3 separate regions of the Mus musculus genome follow, and all the other regions are linked to region 1. The links are chromatin loops, found by intact Hi-C in ENCODE. Cell type or tissue: heart. All regions are shown on one strand. Region 1 holds the start of Itpr1 (inositol 1,4,5-trisphosphate receptor 1). Region 2 overlaps Itpr1 (inositol 1,4,5-trisphosphate receptor 1). Region 3 overlaps Itpr1 (inositol 1,4,5-trisphosphate receptor 1).

What was found. Peaks named below come from ENCODE experiments on the same cell type or tissue, not always from the same donor. Only the 100,000 strongest peaks of a DNase experiment are listed, where the experiment ranks them.
Region 2: it touches region 1 in a loop (5-fold over the local background); 7 of 42 quality-filtered maps call a loop at or near these places.
Region 3: it touches region 1 in a loop (1.9-fold over the local background); 10 of 42 quality-filtered maps call a loop at or near these places.

What each region holds. Positions count from the first base shown.
Region 1 is chr6:108,208,505-108,216,504 of GRCm38, forward strand. It overlaps Itpr1 (inositol 1,4,5-trisphosphate receptor 1), which reads left to right and starts at 4,592. Exons shown (of 62, transcript NM_010585.5): 1 at 4,592-4,849; 2 at 5,699-5,774. It overlaps Gm38872 (predicted gene, 38872), which reads right to left and starts at 4,414. Exons shown (of 3, transcript NR_167935.1): 1 at 4,351-4,414; 2 at 4,102-4,269; 3 at 3,752-3,936. In heart, no CTCF peak of the experiment used is centred here; DNase peaks (open chromatin) are centred at 3,577, 4,557 and 5,397; H3K4me3 peaks cover 3,910 bases; H3K27ac peaks cover 2,775 bases.
Region 2 is chr6:108,302,028-108,310,027 of GRCm38, forward strand. All of the region lies in intron 4 of Itpr1 (inositol 1,4,5-trisphosphate receptor 1), which reads left to right. Among named protein-coding and RNA genes, the nearest start is that of Itpr1, 93 kb to the left of the region's middle. In heart, no CTCF peak of the experiment used is centred here; DNase peaks (open chromatin) are centred at 3,424, 4,464 and 5,104; H3K4me3 peaks cover 1,660 bases; H3K27ac peaks cover 3,719 bases.
Region 3 is chr6:108,327,117-108,335,116 of GRCm38, forward strand. The region is part of intron 4 of Itpr1 (inositol 1,4,5-trisphosphate receptor 1); the gene reads left to right. Among named protein-coding and RNA genes, the nearest start is that of Itpr1, 120 kb to the left of the region's middle. In heart, no CTCF peak of the experiment used is centred here; a DNase peak (open chromatin) is centred at 3,505; H3K27ac peaks cover 1,417 bases.

The DNA.
Region 1 (8,000 bases):
AATAATGTGTAAGAAATTAATAATCCTTATGGTTTTGGGATTCCAGACAGCATGGACAATAATACCATCAGGGGTGGCACAGCTGCCTTTTCCATATGGAAAAAAAGCAGTAGCAAATAGTTTTTGTCTATATTTTTAAAAAGCATGCTAAGTGAATCCTCTACTACAGAGCTACAAACCCAACCCAGTTTTTTTGCTGACTTTTGTAAGTTCTGTGTTGCCTGCTTGGTGTGGTCACTGATACTTCATCCCAGTTCCCTCTAGTCCCCAGGTGACTAAGTAGCAGGCTCTTCTAAATTCTCGAGATCAGACAACAAACGAAGAGCCTCCAATTTGTGATGTTTTCTCTTGGCGGAACAGGATGTCCTGGGCCTGGATACAGGAAATGCCTTCCCTTTCTAAGCTTCAGACTAACTTCTCCTCTTTCCTGTTTTTTCTTTATTTGTTTTTTTAAATTCCAGCTCTGTCTCGTCTTGTGTAGACTATTGAGGGTCTGCAGGTTATCGCTTCTCCTGGCCATCCTTAGAATTCTAAGACCTCATGACTCAATAAGTGCTGAACACCCCTCTCTTTACCCAGTGCCCAAGTTAGAGCTACAAACGGTACACAAATACTCATCTTCAAAGATCGTATCTTGCCTGTAAGAACAAAAACCACACAGAACGCTCAAACACAATCGTCTTGTGAGTGTGCCTATGACTGAGTTTTGGACCATTCAGTGCAAAAACTCCAAGGACTGATGCTACTACTATTTGGAATATCTGGTGGTGTTTAGACATGTGTGTCCAAGAGTTTTATAAAATTATCCAAAAGAACTATATCCTCTTTCTTCTACCATAGAAGGTTAAAAAATGGTCAGGAAAGACACTCTAGGAACTACATAGACAATATCGATTTCTCTTTACTGATATTTCTCATGCTCAATGGTAGTCCATCACACCAGGTAAAAAAGAAGTTCTCTCCAGGACAGAATGAATTCCGATTTGAGTGTCAGCTTGTTGTCTTGCCATTTAAGGGGGACTTGAAGAAGCTATTTACTGAAGCATTCAAGGCTCACTATGATAGTCATGTATGACTGGGCTTTGTGACTAGAGGAAACTAGGGATTTGTGTTCCAACAAGCTGACACTTGGTTTGTGGCCAGGCATGGTCTCAGGGTGAGCTGCTCTATTTTCCTGGCCTTGGTGCTCATGTTTTTGTTTTGGTAAAGCTCAGGTAAGGTTTGGAAGCTCTTTCATGTCCTGTAACTCAATGACTGTCTGGGCCGACAAGGCTGGAGAGGATTAGTCCCATCACTCTCTCCACAAGCACACACCTTGGATATTAATGGTGCAGCTGGTTGTCAGCCTTGCTTTTTCTGAATCCTGCTTTCCTTGGCACATCTTGCTTTCTTTAGTAGGAGGGGACCTGAGGGTGGGTTTCTCAGCAGATGAATTTAGAATTTAGTCCAAGTCTGCAGCCATGGATTGCTGACAAAAACTGTTTCTATTTGTGGGGTTTCCCTGGAGTAAGTTGCTGTGCTAGCTTTGGACTTTCTTCAGACTCAGTCTCTAACACTGTCCTGACTGCAAAGTCCTCTGACCTCCCTACGTGGGCATTTCAAGGGTAAAGTTACACATGGGTACTTTTGTGGCAGATTATCTTTTTTTTTAAACTAGGCACATGTATGGTATGTGTTTATATAAACATGTTTGCATATGTATAGGGATATTTGTTCATGGCACATATGTATGTATAAGCATGTCAAGGCCCAGAGGTGCTAGTTGCAGATTAAATTTTTAGTCAATTTAAAAAGTAAAAAAAAGTCAGGAAAAGTCATTTCAAGTGTGTGGTCCAACATATCTGAAGCCTTGCGTTTGAAGTTTAGGTGCTTGAAACTCATTGTGTATTTTATAAGTACTTCACATCTTCTTTAGAACTAGCTGCATCCTCGGTGCATACATGGCTGATAGCTCCTGGATTGGAGATGCATGTCTAGAAAAATTCTTCCCAAGAAAAATTATAACAGAGAAGCAGCAGCTCACCCCCCACAGACACACACACCCTCTCCTCAGCTCATAAAGGAGTATAAGCCACTCATTCTAGCATCTATCACCGTTAGCATTGCCACACATCAACTGTCTGACACAAAGAATCTCTTTGAGCCATAGTAGAATTAGCAAAAGTATTTTCCTGTGATCTGGCAGCTTCCAGAACTTGCCAAACGTTGAACAGCACTATGTGCACACACTGACAAAGCAAACTGATCTGAGCAGCTAAACGGCCCAAATGCTCAGAAAGACATGCTTCTGTTGCCTTCTGTATGCTCAATGCACCTTCCATTACAAGGTTGCAGGAAACTTTTTTTTTTTTTCCAAATCTGCAAAAATGTGCAAACAGAAGGGTAAGCCTTTTTGAGTCAAGGGGACTGGAGTACACAAATGTAAGGAAGACATGGTCTCTCACTGAAACTTCCGGCTGGGGAGGGAAGACCATGGATAAACTACACAAAGGGCTTGTGTCTACAGTGTGGGGAGGATGAAAATGAGCTGCCGGTGCCTCTCAACTATGGCCAAGGATTCTTTTGCAAATCCACATTAGAATATCATGAAGCAACCCCCACCCGTTTTGTGGGCTGATTTGTTGAAATTGCTTGAAAGTTAGGGTCAAAGGGACTTGGAAAGTGGATCAGGTTGTTTTTATCGGGGAAAGGAAAAAACAACAGATATGAAAGGTGTGGATTCCTCTGTGGTGACAAGTTGGGGTTTTTCCCGAGGACAGACAGGCAGCTTGAAGCATCCCCACTTGCCTCCTAGATTGCCAACGGTGCCTTTTGGATATAACTTAACCTGCATGCCTTTAGCTTTCCATGTGCTATCGCTGAAATGATCTACTTAAATTACTTAGAAACAATGCCTGGGCCACAGGACGCACCCGTGTGATGCCCCTAATGGTTAGGTTGAGCACTAAATATGCAATAATTGTTACCTATTTTGCCCTCTATTGTTCTTAAAGTTTCACGAGAGGAGGCAAGGCTGTTGAATCACGTAATAGGAAAAGAGAACAGGCAAACATTAATGAGTATTGAATCCCTCTCTAGATGGCAAACCTGGGGTAAAGAGTTCAAGGTGATTTGCCTAAGGGCTTAGAGGCTGCTCCTAAAATAGGAGGGGCTCCTTTAAGGAGGTGGTGATGGAGGTCCCAATGGGCAAGTGCTTAGTATAGGTACAGGTTGGAGTTGCAAAGGAGACCAAAGTTAACCTGGCTTGTCCTGTTCTTTGGCCTTATACCTGCTGTATACAAAGAGGTTACAAACCCAGAATCAGTGACACTCAATAGCATGCTGTACAGAAAGCAGGTAGGCTGAGCTCTGTAGAACCATTTGTTTTCATTACAAGGATTACTGTTAACAGGTCTTTAGCGGTAGCAGACAGACCCCCATTTAGGATGTTATGATATATTTTGGCGCGCTCTCATATCCTGGCACAGTGCCTGGCCTGGCACCCAGATGACACCCGGGGAACGTTTGTGGAATGAATACGTGCAGTCTAGTTTGTAGGGTGGGATGGGGAAGGAGACAGTAGGATAACTTTGCCTGTGATGCAAACTCTTCTTCCCAAGACCAAAGTTCTATGCACTTTGCAGCCTGGAGCCTACACTATTTTCTGGTGTGTGGAAATCCATTTCAGCCCAGAGGCTTGGGTTGAAGACTTGCAGCACGCCTCGCCTGGACGCACTCATCTTAGTATAAGCAGTTTTCTCTGAAGCCCTTATTTTTTTGGTTTGCGGTTTATTTACTTTAGCGTTTACAGATTCCAGGAGCATAGGGGTCTTAGAAGCGGGGTCAGGACCGAGGTCGCGGTTTGTATTTCTTTCCTGCTTCGCGATCACAACATCAGCAAGTCACAACATGGTTCCTTTATTTGCTCACTCGTCAGGGTAGCGTTTCTTTTACCTCCTACCGGGCGACGAAAGACAGACCCAGCTCGAATTCAGAAAAGGGCTCTCACACGATTACCCCGCATCCTCAATAGCAGGGACCACCCCATTTCCAGACTTAGTTTTTCATGCAGACACTAGCAGGATCCAATAAAAAACTAGACCAGATTTAATAAAGACAAACTTGTTTCTTTAATCCTTGACCGCAAACACTGGCGTTTTTGTGCCTCGGATTTCTGAAATTCTTGGCTCCAGGACACAGGGCGCGCGGGGGTGGGTAAATAGCTTGTAAAAACTTCCCGAAGCAGTAATCCGAGCTCTTCCTCTCTCTCCGGACCCTAGTGACACCTGACTTTAGGAAGGGAAGATACAAGTCAAAAGAGAAGGGTTCACAGAGGTAGGGGACATACCCAGTGGGTCGGGCTTGCCAAACCTGGGGAGTCCGGTGTTCAGACACAAGTTCGCAACCCGAGCCTTCAGCCTGGGCGCCTCTTCCCCCTCCCACCCCTGGTCAGCGCGCGGGAGTCTATTTAGAACCCAGCCCCGGAGCCCAGGGGATTCTGGGACTTGTAGTCCCTCTGCGCAGCCCCAGGCGCCGGCACGACCTGGGACTCGGACTACATTGCCCAGGGAGCTTCCCGGCCTATATAAGCGGTCGGGCGCTGCTTTAAAGTGCAGTAACCATGTGGATGTTCTGCTGAAGCGTTTCCTCAAGCCTGCCGGGGTGGGAGGAGAGGAGGAGGTGGTGGTGGTGGAGGAGGTGGAGGCAGAGGGTGGAGAGAGAGAAAGCGCACGCCGAGAGGAGGTGTGGGTGTTCCGCTCCCATCCTAACGGAACGAGCTCCCTCTTCGCGGACATGGGATTGCCCAGCGGCTGCTAACCCCTCTCCTGGTCCTGATCCCCCAAACCGGCGTGGCTCCCCGGTCACCAAGGTAGCTGCTGGGGCCGGGCAGAGGGCGCGGGGAGTTGGCACTAGCTCCCGTGCGCAGAAGTTTTTGCCCTGATCACCGGGAGTTCTTGGTGGCTTTGGTGGCTTTGCATGCACTTGGCGTGTATTTTGGGGCTTCTTTCCCTGTGAACAGTTTTGGGGGGAGGTATATATTTTTTTTCAGGCTTAAGTAACCCCAAACGTCCTCGACTCTAGTGACCGGTTTCAACCTCCTTCCCCGTATTGAAATGGCATTCCCCCAAGTTGGAAACGGTTGGAGTGTCTGCAGGAAATAGTTTTTTTTCCCCCTGGGGGGGGGTATTTGAGGGGGTCATATGAGTTCGCTCAAGGAAATAATCTTTCTAAAAATGTAGCTAGCCCTGTTGCGCTGCTCAGCTGGTAGGATAATGCATGCGTGGGGGTCCCCGTGGGTTAAAAAAAAAAAAAAGGAAGAAAACCGGAGGAAGGGGGGGGGGGGCGATGAGGAAAGAAGTGTGGACGGAGCTCGTGCCCAATGAGGACGCGGGTTTCACATACTTGGCCTCCACGCGGGGAAACAAGTGCTTTGGGATCTCAACACGTCCCTTACTTCCATCCACCTTCAATCCCCATCCGGCGTGTTCGAAGTTTCTGCGTGTCTGATCTTTCTGGCCAGCTACTGACGGGAAATAAGCATGCTGGGTTTGCTTTTATTTGGGGGAAAGAGATCCCTCCGACTTAGCTGCTAAATTTGGAGGGGAGTGGGATCTGCAGGAAAAGCGGAGGCTATAAAAGTCAAAACTTGGATTTGAGAATTTCTGATAGACCCTCGCGAGATCCCCTACTCAGTCTTCTTTCTTTGTTAAATATTTAGGAGCTGATTACAAGGGACCAGGATTTGCATCCTTGGCTGGGCGTCCATTGGCTACAGAGTGCCTGACCTGGGTCAGGTGAGTGTGCGAGCCGAGTGCTGTAGTCAAAAATGGGTTTTTGTCCTAAGCATTTTCTAAGTCCTCTTGTAGCTGCCATAGAGGTAAAGTAGGGAAAAGAAAGACACCGTGGTCAAAATTGGTCATGGTCTTGGGTGAGTAAAGGTCTAGTGACAGCCACTTTTGAAGGTCGCTCAGAAGTGAAGCATGGCGGGGTGAGGGGGGTGGGGTGGGGAAGATGTCGGTAAGCGACCACAACGTGCAGTTAAAGGGACTGTAAAGTGGGTGGTCCCTTACCAGCCTGAGAGGAGCCCTCATTAGTTTAATTCCCAAAGATGCAGAACTTTTCATCTGCCAAGATCCCTAAGCAAGAGTGAGATACCCCTCCCTTTCACAAACTGTCACTTTGTTCTGTTCGGTTGTGGGCATGCCTGTACCCAGAATGGGCTGGGCTGCAAGAAATGAAAGTGACAAATTGAAAGAATGAGAACTTAAAAACGGGAAGGAAGAGCTTAAAGAATACTACAGTCGCTTCCAGGGTTTCACTGGAGCCACCTGAATGTCAAGGAACCCAGCGGGCTTCTCTTGCTTTGGGACCTGTTCCTGGATGAGGAGCTGAGGGCAGGCAGCATTTCTGTCAGTATAATGGCATATTTAAAACCATCACAGCCCGTTTCTAGAAAATAAAGCTTCTGTAGGTACAGGTGCCACTATGGTTTCAGGTTTGGCCATTGGATTTTGTTTTTGTTTTTGTTTTCCTAAAATGTCTGGGAATTGAGTAAACAACAAGTTAATAGGGGTGGGTGGTGAGCTGTGGGCAGCTGGTCCTTGGTAACTTCTTTAATGTCCTAAATATTTAGCTGTTCCCTGGGCTACAATCTTTGGGCTTTTCTAATTAGTGAATAAAAGCCAGATACTTCATTATGGTAGTAGAATGCTTTTGTTTCCTGTTGATAAGGTCCTCAGGAATACTGGCAGAGCGGGAAACATTTGGAAGGGAAGGCTAGTTCTTCTGTGGACTTAAGTCTATGTTGATTAAAGCTTGGGGTCAGCCTTCTCTTTGAAGTACATTACAGACGAGGTTAACTGGTCCACAGACTCTTCTCTATCTTTTGCCTAAAAATAATGAGGCTGTTCCATTAGGTAGTAGCAAGCCAGCTGCAGAGCTGTATCCCAGAAGACCTTAGATGTGGGTAAAGAAACCAAGATACAGAATGAAGTCACTGGGCAGCCCGGGCAGTAATGTGTACCGCTTGTGTTTAAGTTTATGGAGAACTGGGCGGGGGGTGGGGGGAGATGCTAGGAAAAATAGTAAACATATTGATCTTAATGCATTAACTTATTTATGTCTTACCAACAATGTACAAGCTATTCTTAGTTTGATGTATGAAGAAAATGATAGCGCCATTGGCAGGGATAAAAGACTGTAGGTATTTGTAGGAGGATTTGACGTTGGGCTGAATTCATTTTGGAAAGCTCTGTGTTGAAAGCTTGAATCAGGACAGTTAAGGAAAACCAGAGGAAAGCCAGTGTCTCCGTGCAGCCTTAGGCCTGGCTCATATCTGAAGTATAGCGTGGTCATTCACATCACGGCACCTGAGCAGGTTTGAAGGAGTCAGGTGTGTCTCTACGTGAATAATTGGAGAGCTTAAACCGCTTTAGTTTTACCTGTGGAATGTTGGTAGCTTGTCCTGTGGCCTCTGGCTTGCCTGGCAACTAGTTGTTGCAGTGGTTTTCTTCTCCATTCCTTTCTTTCTTTCCCCATTTCTTTCATGGATGTGTGCATTGCATGAGTATACGGGGCAAGCACAATCTGCTCTTGACTAAATCAATTCGGAACAGAAAATCTCATCAAGATTTCCTTCTAACTAAGCAAGGGAAGTTCTTTATGTTCCAAATGAATCACTCCGGCCTCTCCATCGAAGCCCGCCCAGGAAAGTCACTGAGGCATTATTACCCATGCAAAAAGGTGGCTCCTTTTGCCAGCCTCCCTTGAGGAATGGGAGGAGCAGTGGTGGCTTAGAAGAGAAATAGGTTAGTGCCACAAGAACAATCTGTTGACTTTGCCCTCAAAGTGGTTTCAGCTGCAAAAACACTAGACCGTGGAGGTGGGGTGGGAATGGGACACTCTGGAACTAATTCAATGGTGTGCAAGGAAAGGACTTGAGAAAACTTCACATGGCTTCTTAGCTAATAATGATCTCATGGAGATTCTGTTCTACTTTTTTTTTTTTTTTTAAATACAGG
Region 2 (8,000 bases), 94 kb after region 1:
CTAGGAAAGGTAGCTCTAAGTACCTGCAGTCTGGGCTGAGCTTCTCTAGGGTTTGAGTCCTTGTTGCTAATGGAGCCTTTCGTGCCATGATCTTCCCTTCGACATTTGTGCATGAGGTACAAGCGTTGAGATGTCCCTGAGACAGTTATGGTGAAAGGTAGAGTTCCTGTCCTGGTTAGTGTTTGGTTGACTTGACACAAATCTAGACATATACGGGAAGATTGACATGACAAAATGCCTCCATAAGATTGGTCTGTAGGAAATCCTGTATTCACGTGTGATGTGGAGGGCAGTGCCATCCCTTGGCAGGTGGTCCTGGATAGAATGAAAAAGCATGCTAAACTAGCCATGAGGATAAGCCATAAGCAGCGGTCCTCTATGTCTTCTGCTTCAGTTCCTATTCCAGGTTCCTGCCTTGAGTTCCTGTCCTGACTTCCCTGATGGTGGATTGCAAGGCTGTGAGCTGAAATAAACCCTTTGCTCCCCAAGTTGTTTGGTGTTTTATCCCAGCAACAAGAGAAACCCTAAGATGTTCCCAAGAACAACTGTTACAGATAACGTATCTCAGAAGGTTTGCTGTGTTGAAGGTTTTCTGTCTCTTAGATTTTATATGTAAGACTACTCAGTCTTTGTGTAACCTTGTGCTGGAAGACATTTCTGTGAACTACTGATTTTAGCATATTGTAACATTATGTTTAGCTCCATGTAGTCAGTACAGTGAGTGGCTCTATGACCACTGCTGTCTGAACTTTCAGACTCAAATGCAGTAGCTTTGAGAGCTTTGGAAGGCATGGTGGGGTCAAATTGCCATGGGTTAGTTCCTGGCTGTGTGATACTATGAAATTCCTTAAGTTCTTGCAGTCTCAGATTTTGCTAAAGGATGTTTGTTTTGATAATTAAATGAGACAATTACTGTGAAGTATTTATATAGCTCATAAAACATTGCCGGAAATAAATTAAAGTACAAGTAGGTACTTTTAGCATTGTAATTATTAGTTATATAATGATAATACCTTTTAATGCCAATAACTCTTTATAAATAGAGCTATAGCTTGGTAGCCACAGAGAATTAATTCTAGGACCATTAGAGGTAGCAAAAGCAGCCACTGCTCAAGGCTTTATATAAAATGGCATAGTATCTTCATGTAAACTAGGCATAATCTCCTATATACTTTAATCATCTCGAATTTATTTGTAAGACCTAATATCTCATCAATGCTATACATTAGTGATAAAATTTAGATAACAATAAGCAAACTAGCTTTACATGTTCATTATAAGCACAACTTTCTTTCCTCAAAGGTTGTTTCTGCCAGTGTTTGATTTATGCATATGGAATCCCTGGATACAGAGGGCTGACTGCACTTGTTATTTCCATTAGCTTAATGTGTGTATGTGTGGGTGTGTGTGTATAGTCATATCACATGTATCATATGTGTTGTATAGCACCAAAGTTAAGAATAATAGAGGAAGGATCATATAGATTATGTAATGACCCAGAGGTGACTTTACGGAAAATTACTGGGAGGTTCTAGGGAGGTTATGGACAGCTCCAGGGAGTGATCGCCCTCACTGTTACAGCTCGTGTCTGTGATGCCGCTGCCCCATAAGTGTGTTTTCCACAACCACCCTTGTTCTCCTTCCCTTTGCCTATGGGGTGAGTTTGGGTGGGGCGCTCATCACAGAAGCCTCTCTCATCAGACAGCTTGCAGAGACTGAGCTAAGCATGCACAGACTTGGCAGTCATTGGACAGAGCTGCCTTTCACTGAGAAGAATTGAGCAGACGCACAGAAACCAGGACTGGTGGCCTTGAAGGTAGATCCTCCTCACTATGGGAGACGTCAGCAAAAAGGAGTGAAGGTTTCCTCTTCCAGCCAGCAAACCCCATTTCCTATGAACAGCAAGCATTATGTCAGCTGCCAGAGCAGCTTGAATTTACCTCTCTTCCCTGGATTACGTAACGCATAGGATTCAACTGTGAGGACCCTGGGGTGTAAAGCAGTCTCTTTTTCAGGGTAAAACCACTCAGAGTTTCAGAAAAGGAAAATAACCACCTATATCAAGTAGACAAAATTTCCAAGTAATTCTATGGAGAAACTTTGGAAGGGGCTCAGCAACCATGACAGCCTGGCTACCTTGGAGACTGCCTTTGTGGTTGCAGCTAGAGGCAGGTTAGCCAGACCAGTGCTAAAGGCAGCAACTGCAGTAACCAGAGGCTCCAAGGTCCAGTCCCAGGAGGAACCCTTGTATGGGTGAAGCTCATCCCCGGAGAGGATGCGTTTGTTATTCCTGAGCTGTGCTGTCTTTAGGATTCATAGCTCCTGGCACCAGGGCTCTCGGCTCCTAGACAAGCGTGGTGTATGCCGTTTCTTGTGTTCAGATTGCTTGCCATGTTCTACATAAGTCTCTTTTAGAAAGATGGGAGATGATAGTGGTAATCTATATTGGGATCATCTCAATTCAGTATTAAATAAGTCTGGGACAACAAGTAACGCCCACCCCATTACAAGCTTTATATGAAGCAAACATCTATTTTTGCTTTGTGCAGACTCCACTGTATGAAGTGCTAAAAATAAGCCAATGCTCAGAAATCATTTGCGATGCAAAAATGACTGTGGTGGTGGTGGTGGTGGTGGGGGGAACCATGTTGTTTTCTGTCCTGGATATAAGTTAATCTTACAGGTCAGAAATCGTGCCCTAGAACTGTATCTGCTAGGTCATTGCAAGGCTTTGCTGGGTTGGAGGGACCTACACTGCTCCCTGTGGACTAGAAATGCCATCTCGTCAACAGAAGCTGCTATCAGATTCTCTTTCCGCTATTTTTTATTATCTAAAAGAAATCTACTTGAGTCTTGGGTTTTAAAGGTTTTATTTTTGTTATTGTTGTTCCCCCTTTTTGAAAAGTAGGATAGGAGCTAGATGTTTATAAGTAGAGCACAGGTTAGAGTCACTGAACATCAGGATCATAGGAGCTTTTAAAGGGCTCTGTTCATTTCCTAATTCTGACAGTGTCCCTTAAACTTATGCTCTATGCCAGGCCTCAAAAGATCCAATCCTGGCCTTAATGCATTGACAAATACTGAGCTGTCAAGTCAGATCAAGTGTGCTCCATGCAGTCACACAACTAACCTTAGATATCAATCTCCGAACCTAGAGATTGGACACCTCTTTGCTTTTGTCAAGTACCCCTTCCATCCCCGTAATGAGCTTTCTGATGTAGCAACGTTGGAACGCGCCAGAGAAGTAGCTGGGTAGTTTACAGCCTGAGGGCTGGGTTTCCGCTGAGAGTGAGACACCTCCTACCTCCCTCAGTGTGTCCAGGGTGAGCCAGCTGACCCAGTTTTGAGTCTATTTAGGAGATAGATGGCCACTTTCTCCTCTCCCACCAGCCTGTATATCTTGCTGCTTCTGCCTTCGGTCAGGGTCAAGATGCAGATAGCCTTGAGCATCTTCCTACACTGCTGAGGTTGGCAAGATTCTTTCCAGACTCCCGAAACATAACTAATGCCGGAGAATGAGTGAGAGAGGGCATTGCACAGAAAGGAAGTGGATAGGCCGGACTCTGGTCCTGGAAGGCAGACACTGTTAACTAGGTGACAGACTGTTTTCTGAGCACTTAACCCTTTACAAACCTCTCTTCCCGACTGATGGTTTGTTAATGGTTTGTTACAGTTTCCAGTGAGCCGCTTTGCTTTTAGAAATCTACATGGCTCAAGGAGAGGAAAAGCAGGGCTAGGTTTTTCTGGAAAAATCTATGGAATGTGCTCTCTTCCCATCTGTCTGGGTGCTTCTGTCTTCTCTTGTCATATGCCCACACTCTGGCTTGGTGACATTTCTAAAAACCCACAGGAGACAGTGGCAGAATCTAAGCTTGAACCCTGTATTAGAGAGTTTTGTTTTCCTCCCCCACAGCCAACCTTTATTATAACAATAGCAATCATCCCCTCTGCTATTTATTGTAAATTTTCTCAGCATATAAAGGACTCTTGGCATAAGGGAGGAGGAAAATATAGTTTAAAGAACCGAGTTGTTTCTTCTATAAGGAGAGTTCCTAAAACATGAACTTTGGACTTAGTTTGGAAGAAAAAAGAAAAAAACAGTGAAATAAACACTTAGATGAAATCAGCCTTGTAAATGTTTTTATTTGAAAGATGGAAATTGATTGTGTAGGTTCATATGTAACACCGAGGTCCTATAGAAGCTGTAGACTATGAGTCTGTACTTGGGGATTTGAAAAAAAGCAGTTACTTTTGAATTCTAGTGCCAGACTCTGCCCGTTTGCACAGTTTCACAGGGTCTGTGCACAGCAGCGCACAGTGTCTGAAGGTTCCCAGGCCAAGCCTGTTCCCCGGCTGGAAACAGCGCACCCCGGCTTCTCCTTTGGCTCCCTCCGTGTTTTCGCTTTTGTAGCTCTTAGCATTTTCTCTTCCTGTCCACAATCCAGACAGTCCAGGCTCGAGTTGGGGTGTGTGTCCCTGTCCCTTATCCGGCTGCTCCGAGGAAGAGCCTCCCTGGCCTTTTGCTTTCATTTGCCTTATATGGTCAGCTGTGGAGTTCGTTATTCCTGGAAAGGGCCTTTTCACTGTTTCAAGCACTATTGCCCTCCACCATCTCCTGAGGAGAACTAGAGCTTGCTGGAAGCTTGGGGTTCCTGGTTCTAATGGGGATCCTAATGGATTCTCACTGGTTCCAGGGCAGGTGATGTTTGGACCTCAGGCTAATGAGATGTTTAACAATAGGTGTATAGTTAAGAATAAACTTCCTTTTGAAACCAGGGACTCCAGAGTGTTCCGGTGTTTTGTTTGTTTGGTTTCTGTTGTTGTTTGTTTGTTTGGTTTCTGTTGTTTGTTTGTTTGTTTTTCCTTTCTTCCGAGCCCCAAGTGGGCTGGTCCTTCTCATTTCCCAGGATCCTGCTGCCTAGATTGCCTTTCCCCTCGTTATTCTCTCTGGCTCTGCTTCTTGGAGGGCTTTATCTACCACAGGATAGATGACATTGATTTCAGTCAGATCCATGTCCTCAGTTATCTTCTGAAGTACGGCTTCCGGTGTCATAAAGAAACAGTCATCTTAGTGGTTCCCACTCAGGCGGCTGCCCCTCCCCTTCCTGCTCCTCTTCCTGGTGGGATCTAGCCTCCCGACCTGGGCAAGCCGAGCAGCAGCACTTTAAAAATAATTAGACTGAACACAAGAGTGACAAGAAGGTGTGGTTTATCTTTCAGGCCATGGTTAGTTTGTGCTTTAGCCTAAAAAGGAAGTTTGTAGTGTGTTGAATGCAAGTTAGATGTTTCTGGATGAAAGGTGGAGCTGAAGATGAGGGTGGAGTTAATGGAGTAGTCCTTGCTCCTGGCTCAGACAGGAACATTTCTCTAAAAAACTTTTATTTATTTTTAAAAAGGGAAGTTGAATTTGGTAATGGTTTGAGGCGGCTGCCTAGCTACCCTGAGACCGGTTTTTCCCTCCCATCTTTCATGGCCTGCCTCTCCATGGTGGTGAGGATTGGGCAAGCTTTGAAGTCACTTTCGTTTTCTAGAACTTGTTGGTGAAGCCTACCCCCCACACCCCCTACCCCCGGTCACCCCTCTTTTTTTAAAGCATGCCTACATTTCTCTCTTCCAGCTCTGCCTGTCCAAAATGACTTCCCTCTTTTCCCAAATCCCCAGCAGTTCACTGTCTGGCAAAGGAGTGACATCTGGCAGCTTGCTAGGGTAGAGGGAGAGAGATGTAGAAGGGAAGACTGCACGTGTTCAATACCACAATTACCCTGAGCTCCATGCTGTCAGGATGTATTACCCACCCACCCAAGCCAGGGGGGGGGCACACTGGAGTGACCCACCTGCACGATTGTGTGTGCGTGCCTGTGTGCCTGCTTGCCTGCGTGCCTGCTTGCCTGCTCTGGCAGGTGTTTGGGCAGATGAATTCTCCATTCACTCCTATCTGGTTCATGTATTTCTGTCTGCTGATGAGAAAATAGCAAGCCAACTTGAGAAGATTCAAAGCCGCACTCAAGATGTGTCAGGAACAAGGCTGCCTGATGCTGAGGGAACAACATGAAACCGACCAATCACCTGTCTCCATAGTGCGGCCACCCAAAGTCATCCTGCACTAGGATGACCATTCCTTGGGTGGAGTGAGTGTGTCTTTGTCCTTTGCACATATTCTCTATTCTGGTGCATTTTCACATGGATAATGATGATTTCTGCTACAGCGACAGGTATTGAGTACTTCATGGTACCTGGACTGTACTGAAGTTCACCCATATGTAAATTTGCAAACATGCTCTCTTATGAGGAGGGTGCTGGTCACATCTTTTATTTTTCGGAAACACAGGCCTCAAGAATTAACATGCTCAGACCCACAGTTAGACATATACACCTGACTGCCAGACTTAGGAAGTGGCCTTCCAGCTGCCTGCACTAAGGGCCTTCTCACAGCTGAAGCCCCTGCCTGGTCCTGCGTAGAAAGCCTTGCAGGCTTTCTCTCCATCGGTCTGATCGTCCAGTGCTGGAGGCTGCCTGTATGATTTGCATGCGTTCTTCTGGTGATTGATGATTCTTCCATAAAATCACTGCTGACCTTTCTTTAGCACCAGGTTCTCTTTGCATGTGTGCTTTGTGTGCTGTGTGTGAGCACGAGCGCACGGGTTTGTGTATGCACAGATGTGTAGACATATGTATATATAATGCTTGTAACAGCCAGAAGTCAGGCTGCACTGTCGATCTTCAGGAGCCATACATGATTGCTTAAGGTTTTCTTTTCAAGAGAGAATCGTTTACTTTGCCTGGGGCCTAGGCAAGTAGGTTGCCTAGATAGCCTGATGCGCAAGCCCTAGGGATCTGCCCGTCTCTCCTTCTCTCCTTCCTCGGAGTTGGGGTAATAAGCACACATTACCCAGGCAGCCTTTTTATGTGAGTTGTGGGGATCAAGCTTAGGTCCTCCCAAGTTTTGACCTATCACCCTGGCCTGCCACTGTCTCTTTTGAGCTTCCTTTGTCTTGTTACATTACTGTGTTGTTTTTTGTTTGTTTTTTCCCTGACTTTTTTTCATCTGCTACTTGGAACTGTCAGATTTTCAGGGCCTCTCAGGTGTTGGTTGCTAGGAATAATTTCCTAGGAGATTACCACATTGTTTCTTCGTGTTCTGTGTCTACAGTTGTGAGTTGGGCTTGGGCATAATTTTAAAGGGACATTCTCTGGGAGATCATGCTGATCAGCTGGCCTTGCTTTACCTTGGTACTTTATAAGTTATATGTAAGATGCACAGTGATGTCATCCAAATGAAGATTGTAGACTGGCCTCTTTTCTGTTTGACCTGCTCTGGGGCAAAAGGGAGAACATTTCTACTCGCTAAGAAGTTCTCAGGATGTGGCTGCTATGAGTTTCCATTTCTTCACCTGAGGAGCGGGCCTGAGCTCACTGGTCCTGCCTTTGGAGTATCCCTTATTTATTTATTTTGTGGGATTTTCCCCTTTCCAGTTCATTATGGAGCTGTCTCTAGTGGTGGCTGGAATTTGTGACTTCAGCAGCCATCTGGAAGCTTTGCTGTCACCAGTGTGAATTGAGAATAGGGAGAAGAATGCACGGGGGATTGAAGGAGAAGCTGTTGCCATTTGGTCAGGACTTGCTAAAAAGGCAGGCGTCCCTAATTGGTAGCTTAGCAGCTAATGGTTATCACTGAAGGCTGTAAATCACACTGCCTGGAGTCTTCTTGAAGACAGCTTCTAACTGCAGAGGTTCTTAACACCTTTCATCTGACTTTTTGCTAAATAGCCTGCTGGAGTCCAAAATAGAAGCTGTGTAGGGAGATTACCCTTAAGCAGATCTCAGCTGCCAAGACTGCTGTGGTAAAGTTGTATTGCTCCCCACGCCCCTGGCATGAGATTGGCAGACAAAAATCCCCAAATGGAAGGCTTGGGAGATGGTTTGGGGGTGGGTAAGGTGCTTGCCTTGCAAGTGTCCGGACATGCGTTTGAATTTCCAGAACCCAAATAAAGCAAGGTTTG
Region 3 (8,000 bases), 120 kb after region 1:
TAAGCTGGCGTGGCTAAGGCTGCAGGTTTTGAAACACCAGGCCTGGTGCAGTGAGATCTCTTTGCTTTTGACTCTGAGAGGTGAAATGAGTTCAATATAGCAAGAGTTTTCACCCCAAAGCCTACAGTGTTGTTTGTGTCACAAATGTGACTTTTCTCGCTCTACCCCCGACTCTCCATGTGTCCATGTGTTAGATTCTTTTTATTGGATAGATCCATCCAGCATTCCTTTTTTTCCCCCCACAACCTTCTCTCATTCCCTTTATGTTGAATTACAGCTTCAAAACAAAACAAACAAACAAGCCAAAACCTCCTTGAACCAAGTGAATTCTTTGGGTTTGGTTAAAAAGTGTAAGCTTGAAAATAAATTTCAAAGGTGGTTTTTAAGACTTTCTATTGAACAAAGAGTAAAACCTGGAGACTGGAGAACGGTCGGACGTGCAGCGCCGACCTTCAGCAGTGACGAGCCAGCACCTTGCTTCATGGACTTGATTAACGTGATGTCATTTCCAGACATTGTGTTATTTGGTTTGAGAGGACATTTTCAAGTTGCTTCCAATTCCAGCTGTTGGGGTAGAATCGGCAACCCAGGAAAGCCGTCCTGTGCTCTGTTGCAGGCCCCCTGGGCCAAAAGGGATCAGGCCTGAAAAACTGCATTGCCTGAGTGAGTCTGTGTTGGTGACACAGAAGACTGAAGCCATAGGGGAAGTTGGTGATGTCATCTCTCTCGCTTTCCCCTCCCCTTCCCACTCCCAACCCTGAACCCTGACCAAACAAAGCATATTTTTCTAGTGATAGAAATCAGACACTTTTGACCTTTTTCTTGAAGGGAAATTTTGTTTTTCTTCTTCCTTTTCCTTATCAGCAAGATCTTCCTTTTCATGGAACCATAAAAAGAAATTCATTGTTTGAGGTCTTTTTAAATACATGTATGTATATATACGTCCATCTATGTACACATATATATGTACAGACGTTAAATGTATCACTGATTAAATTTTACCTACTCATTTCATTCCCATGCTTGAATATACCGAAAATTACTCTTTCCCTAAAACGCATCTGATCTCTCCAAGCACCAGCATCCCACTCCCCAACAGAGGTGACCACTGTTTTGATATTGTCAGGAATTTCATATAAATGGGGCCACTCTGTGTCAACAGACTCATTTTGTTATCACTGCCTTGTGACCTTTCACTCAAAGTAAAATAATATTTGTGAAACCTGTCCCTGCTGTTTTCGTGTGACACTGGCTTGCTTTTTAGGGCAGCATGGCCTCCCCGCATCTCGGTGTTGCGTGACTGTGCCGTTTGCCTGCCCACTGTTTCACAGCAATGGTATTTAATTGACTCATCACTGTGTTAGGATGTGTTCAGAGGCCTTCAAGTGAAGTAGCTGATTTCATTTTGAAAGTTAACTTGTGATCTAGCTCTTGTGGCTATTCCCTGTGGAGATAAGAAACTTAAATATGTAGATAATTTCCCCCAAATTATTCAAAATGTAAGCGATGGAGCAGACTATACTCCTGAACGTTGGAGGATGCACACAGATCTTCACTTCCTCTTAATTACAGGGCATTGAATGGAAGCTCTTATATGAATAGAGAGGGCTTTGCAATCTCCAAGGGATGATTGAAGGGGGAAGACAGGAAGACTGGGAAAAGTTTAGTTTTCTGGAGAAGATTGATCAGGCAGTGAGCAGCAGAGACAGGTAGGACCTGTCTCTGTGGGTACCTGCACACCACCACCACCACCACCACCACCACCAGCAGCAGCAGCAACAACAGTTGGCGTTCTCTTTGGAGTCAGTGTAAGTTTTGAGAGTGAAAAATGTTTTGTCATTTTCAAGTCACCTAGGACTGTCCATTGCAAACAATAAAAATGACTAACACCGGCTGAACAGTAAGACCCTTGCCTAGCCTGAACATTCTGTGTAGAGGCTGAAGTCAGTACTGAGTACAGTGAAGTTGTGATGTTTCTGCCAGATTTGTGATATGAACCCTGTGGTCCTATGACTCCATCCCTACTCTGTCTTGAAGGGACTCTGTGCTGCCCTTGGCCATGTGACCTTGCTCCTTAAGGTGCTCTTTAGTAGGGCATCTGATGTCCTTGCAGACATCTCCTCAGGTGTAGAGGCCAGGATGCAGCATCTAACTACACAGGTGTAGGCAGGTATCTATGTTCTGCTGGTGAGTAGAGTTGGGTAGAGTTGCTGTTTCAGCTGATTGGTAGCTGCCATTCTCAGGACCAGTGCCAATCTAAATGAAAAAAACCTGAATTCTCAGCTAGAGGCCAGATAAGTAGTTCTTTCTTGTACTTCCAGTTCCAGAAGATGTATGAAAGATTGTCCCAACACAGGGAAGGTGACAAAAGGTGACCCTACATGTATCATCTTAAGTTTTCTATTTGGAGAAGACATCTGGGTGTCTCAAATGGAAAAGCAGTAACTTCTTGTCCTTCGTCTCCTAATGACAATGTTTATTCCTTTTGCAGACAGGTAACACCAGGTTTGCTTGGCACTCCCAATTGGAAAATGTCACTTAACTTCAGAGGCCACAGCTTGGGAAGTGTGATTAGAGTTCAGTAGACACAACAGTGTCTAACCAGCTTCCGCTACAGTGACCTGGAGTTAATAACTTGCTTACTGAAAGGCGTTTGTTAGACATAGGAGTAAGTTTGCGAGCCGTTTTTTTTGAGGGTGCCCTTTGATCTTGCCCGTCTTCCCATTGATTTGTTTGCTGCATGTTTACTGAATGCACGAGCAGCAGACTCGTCAGGAAGAGCAACCCTCCTCTCTGTACTAATCGTGTAGTAAGTTTGAGACAGGATGGGTCTTACGTATGTGGTATTTTGCATTTCTTTTTCATTGATACCTTAGTGGTAAGAAATTATCCTGGTGAGGAACTGACACTCATAACACCCACCCCCTTCTGAAACTTATTCTGCTGGTTTTTATCTTTTCAGAAAAAAAAAAGGTATAAATGATCAGCAGATGTTGTTTGTTTCTTAATTGTGACTCTCTCGATAAGAGTCCATTTATATATACTGGGTCAATGAAGAGTTTTTATTTTTACATTTTGTGAGTATATGTGTGTAAAAGGGTGTGTGTGTGTGCCCACAGAATTCAGAAGTTGATGTCAAATGTCTTTTCTCAATTGTTCTTCAATTTATTGTTGTTGTTGAGACACAGTCTCTCACCAAACCAGATACTCACCATTTGGGATAGGGTAGCTGACTAGCAAACTCGAGGAATGCACCTTCTTCATGCTCCTGACACCAAACCCTGCTCCCACACCCTGCTCTGGGATTGCAGGCTCAGGCCGCTGTGTCTGATAGTACATGGGTGCTAGGTGTCCTAACTGAAATCCTCATGCACGTGCCGCCGACACTTACCAGCAGTGTCAGTTCTCCAGCCCTTTAAGCAGTGGTGGCTTGTTGGGTGCTTGTCTTGTTGGTCACACAAGTCCTTGTAACAGAAACTGTAGGCAGGCACTGAGGGAGAGGGCACTGCTTCTCGCAAGGCTCAGCTCAGCACTCTTGTAGCTGCTGTGCCTCACGAGATCCCTGACGATGCCTGCAAGCTTTGGGTTGCTTCCCAGCTAGTGTACTGAGAGCCAGCGCTCTTTGCTGCTCCCTAGATCATGTCCTATACATACCCTTGTCAGGGAAAGTAAAATCCCAGGACAGAATGAACAACTCAGTACCTCTCCTGATCTCTGCGGGTACCTGTACTCTCATGCTTGTACCTCCACACAGATAGATATATTCAGAAAATGTCTTCTCCTCCTTCGGGTAGAGCTTATCCGGTAACGTCCTAACTAGTGGGAGACTTGGCTCTCAAGCCTTCTTGGTTATTTAGTACAGTCAGAATCCTCGGTTGACAATCATTATAAGTCAGTAGTCTGATGCCAGTGTTTTGTCGGAATGGAATCCCAGGATAGTTCATATAAAATGTTTGATGGTATTGTTGTTGTTGTTAATGTTATTGTTTGAGAGTTGATGGCTTTCCCACTTCTACTAAAAGACTCAACTATCTTCTCCTTTTCCCCATTAATCTAAAAATTCTAGATACTAACCATATGTAGGAATGTGGTGAGGTTTTCCCCAAACTAGAAAGTCTTCGCCACTTCCAGGATGTTTTCTGTGATGATTTCTGCACTCTCAGTGTCTCGTTCTGAAATCCTAGGGTGTCAGGGCTGTGGGTTTTACCTGCCAGTTCCTTTTCTCTTTTACTTTTGTCCTCTCTGCTTTTACTTTTGGAGAAAGTCTCTTAACCTAGTTTCCAAAACTTCCTGTGCTTAAAAACTGCATTGTCATTGTATGCCAAGTTCCTGATTTTAAATTCCTTTCCTTTGTCACAGGGTAGGGCCTCATGCATATTTAAGACGATAAATCCCAGTCTTACCTGTGAGGAGGCTGACTGTGGATGCTTGCTCCCAATCATTCCTTGTATTCTCTGTGTCCTCAGTTGCATTTCTCAGTTGTCAGATACCCCTGTGTAGCATCAGGAAGTAATTCTGCGTCTGCTGATCTTGGTTGTCTGTGTAGATAAGGTGGGAAGAGGGGAACCAGAGGGAGCTAATTGAGTAGCCTGTAGATTTGGGAGCACATGAGTTGGTAGGGCTTATGAATGGTTACTTTCACTCACAAATTATTAAATAGCAAGCCACCTTTCTCATTAGAGACTACAGGTAAGGCATCTCTCTGGAGCGTTACATGTCTCCTCAGAAGGAGCCTCAGGTCTAAGGTCAGCATACATTTCCAGTAAAGGATGAGACAGGAAATGTTTTTTAAAGTAATAAAGTAACACATTTACTTCTTTACTACTTCATTTATTTATTGTGAGTGTGAAGGTCAGAGGATAATGCCCAGGAGTTGAATCTCTCCTACGCACCCTAACCCTTACCTGGGTTTTAGGCTTTGGACTCGGGTCAACAGATTTGTATGGCAAATGCCTTTACCCACTTAGCCTTCTTGACAACCTTGAGACAGGAAATGTTTTATGCTTTGCAGTTTAGTAGGCAGAACTCAGAGTATTATATAACAAGAGAACAAATGTTCCTAAAATGTTTTTATTGGTGAGAGTCATTCATCTTCTCTATGAACATTGAAATTTGAATTTGACATAATTTTATGTTATAAACTACCATGTATTTTGTTTCCAGTAATGTGAAAATGTGAAACCCTTCTTAGCTTGTGAGCCATACACAGATGAGCTGAGATGGATCACAGTTGGCCCAGGAATCTATGATTGGCATTTCCTGTTCTAGATTCCCACCTGAGAAGAAGGCCCTGGCTATGAGTGCCTGTGTATCTCACCATCCCCCTTGTGATTTGTATTTGCTTCATTTATTTCTACTTCCATCTCTTACTCCTTCACTGTAGTTGGTGTTCAGGGTTTCTGAGCCTCTGTGCCTACCCCCACCTGCGGTTGTCCTTAGTACGTGTGCATAGTGCACTGGGTGCTTAGTGGTGATGCCCCGCAAGATCTAATGGCCTTTTCTATATACATTTTCAGACCTAACTTGTACCATGCTCCGTGTCTGCAGCCTCCAGCTCCTGAGCCTTGCTGGAGTTTTACAAACTCACTCTGCTGCCTCTTGTTTTCCTCTGCAGCAACACAGGCTTCATTTCACTCCATCTGTCTACTTCTACCCTCCTCCTCTTTCCATCTTCATTGTAAGTTGCGAAGATAAATTTTAGTTTCATGGAAGATGATATTGAATTTAAATTTTCCTTCATTTTTTTTTCTTCTGGAGGTGGAAAGTAAAGTGCTTTATTCTGTCTGTATGAACATCGTTAATCAAGGTCAAGGTTCTGTAAGTCTCACGTCAATGTATTTTCTTAATTTCAATAGAGAGACTATGATGTCCCTAGTTTCTGATGGGTTGCTGGAGTGGATTTTGAATCCTGACTTCCTTGCCTTCCCCTCCTTTCATCATTCCTCTGTGCCTTTGCCTGCTGACAGCCTTAGGTTGCTGTTTGGCATTCGTTGTATTCTAGTTGCTGGTTGACCTGCTTGCCACTTAGCATTTTCACTTGGATATTGTCTGAGCATTCCAATCTTGATGTAGTCCAAATAAAATCCTTGGTTTTTCCTCCTCTCCTGAATACTTGCTCCTTCCTGCCTAATTTCTGCTTTCTCACTAGGCTCCATGGTGTGTAAGAACTCTTCCTTAGGAGCTGGAGACATGCCTAGTGTTTAAGAGTGTATATTACTCTTGCAGAGAAGCCATGTTTGGTTCCTACCACCCATACCTGGCTGCTCATACCCACCTATGACTCCCAGAGACCTGATGTTCTCTTCTGGCCATCTCAGGCACTTGCATGCACATACACACCTACACACGGGCCACACAGTGCACATAATGAAAACTAGCAATTGAAAAATAAACTTAAAAAAAAAAAGAAAGTAAGTTCCCATGTAACTGTAAGCAGACCAAGCTCTTCTGTCTTTGCTTAAGACTCTCTTTGGCTTCCCACTGCTCTTCCAAGACTCAGATGCCCAGACCTCAGGCCTCCGGTACCCTGCACGCTATAGCAGCTCTGCTTGCTTCTAGAGCCAAAGCTCTTATAACTTATTGTTGTCCTCTACGTGTCAGCCGCTTGTTTTCATTCTGTGTGTGTGCGTGTGCGCGTGTGTGTTTTACATGCTCTGAGTGTGTGGGCACTCCTGAATCCACTTTTTCCACTGGTCCAACTGGGGTTTATAGGCATGCCTAGCTACGTTGCCTCTAAATATAGGTACTGGAGAGTCTAACTCAGGCCTTCATTCCTGTACAGCAAATGTTCCTACCATGGAGACATCACCCCAGGTACCCCCTTTCCTGTTCTTTTAATGTTGTAAACATCATTTCCCCTCCCAGTCCAGGGCCTACGTATTTTCCATGCCTTCTGCTTGGAACGCATTTCCCCCAGACTGTCTCCTCCTGCACTAATGGCTTTTCTCACGGTTTGTGACAAAGTACCAAACAGGAACAATTTAGAAAAGGCAGGCTTTATTTTGACTCCTGTTTGAGGTACAGCCTATCATGGCGAGGAAGGTGTGGTGGTGGGTGGTCATTGTTGCACTAGCATCCAGGAAACAGAAAGAGGATTCTATCTATTGACCTGTCCTAGACACACCCAGAGCTTTGTCTCCAAGGTGACTCTATCAAGTTAGCATTAGCGATTGCCCATCACATATCCTTTCTGCCCTTCAGGTCTACCTTTTAGATGCTCTAGTTCTGGAGATACTTTTCTGATGGCCTTTGGGAATCTCTGCTTCTCCATGCATCCTGTTTGGGTCCAAAGGCAGTGACCTCTAATTCCTGCCCCCACTGGACCAGTCACATAGCAAAGACTAACAGGCAAGCCACTGATTTGCCAAACATCACATGTTAATTGCTTCATCTAGTTTTCAAGCAGTGCGAGCTTGCTGTGATTTAACTTGTCTGTTTGACTAGTTTGCCTCTGTCGCTGATCGTGATGTAAGAAGCTGCTGTGTCTAGTTCTATTTTCAGTACGCAGTACCTGCACATAGCAAGCACATCACTAAACAGGAATTAGTTTTGTCAGTGTACATCTAGAAGCTCAGAGCTTGGAATGCCTTCAGACAACCCCCAGCCATTGTTTCTAGAGCCCAGGATTAGAGCATGCTGGGAACAGCTAGCTGCTCCCCACCCCATCCCCACCCCCAGTCCCTGGCCCTTAGGGACCTAGCCTTGGGGGAGCGTGGGTGCTGTGGAGACCTTTTGATGTAGTCTCTGAGGTTTACACTATTTTCTTCCCTTCCATTTGATTCCACTTGGCTAGGGGCATGTCTGTGGTTTCTTGCACTCTCATTTTTCTCTTAAGTGTGCCCCCCAAGTCCTTCTTGCATGGTGACCACATTACACAGTTCATCATCCCTCCACCAGCTGAGCTTTAGAGTGCACTCAAGCCATGGAAGGTTCCTGACTCCCTTTTTCTCTGGTTCACCCAGTCCTAAGACATTTAACCAACTCCTCAGTGCTGCTGAGTT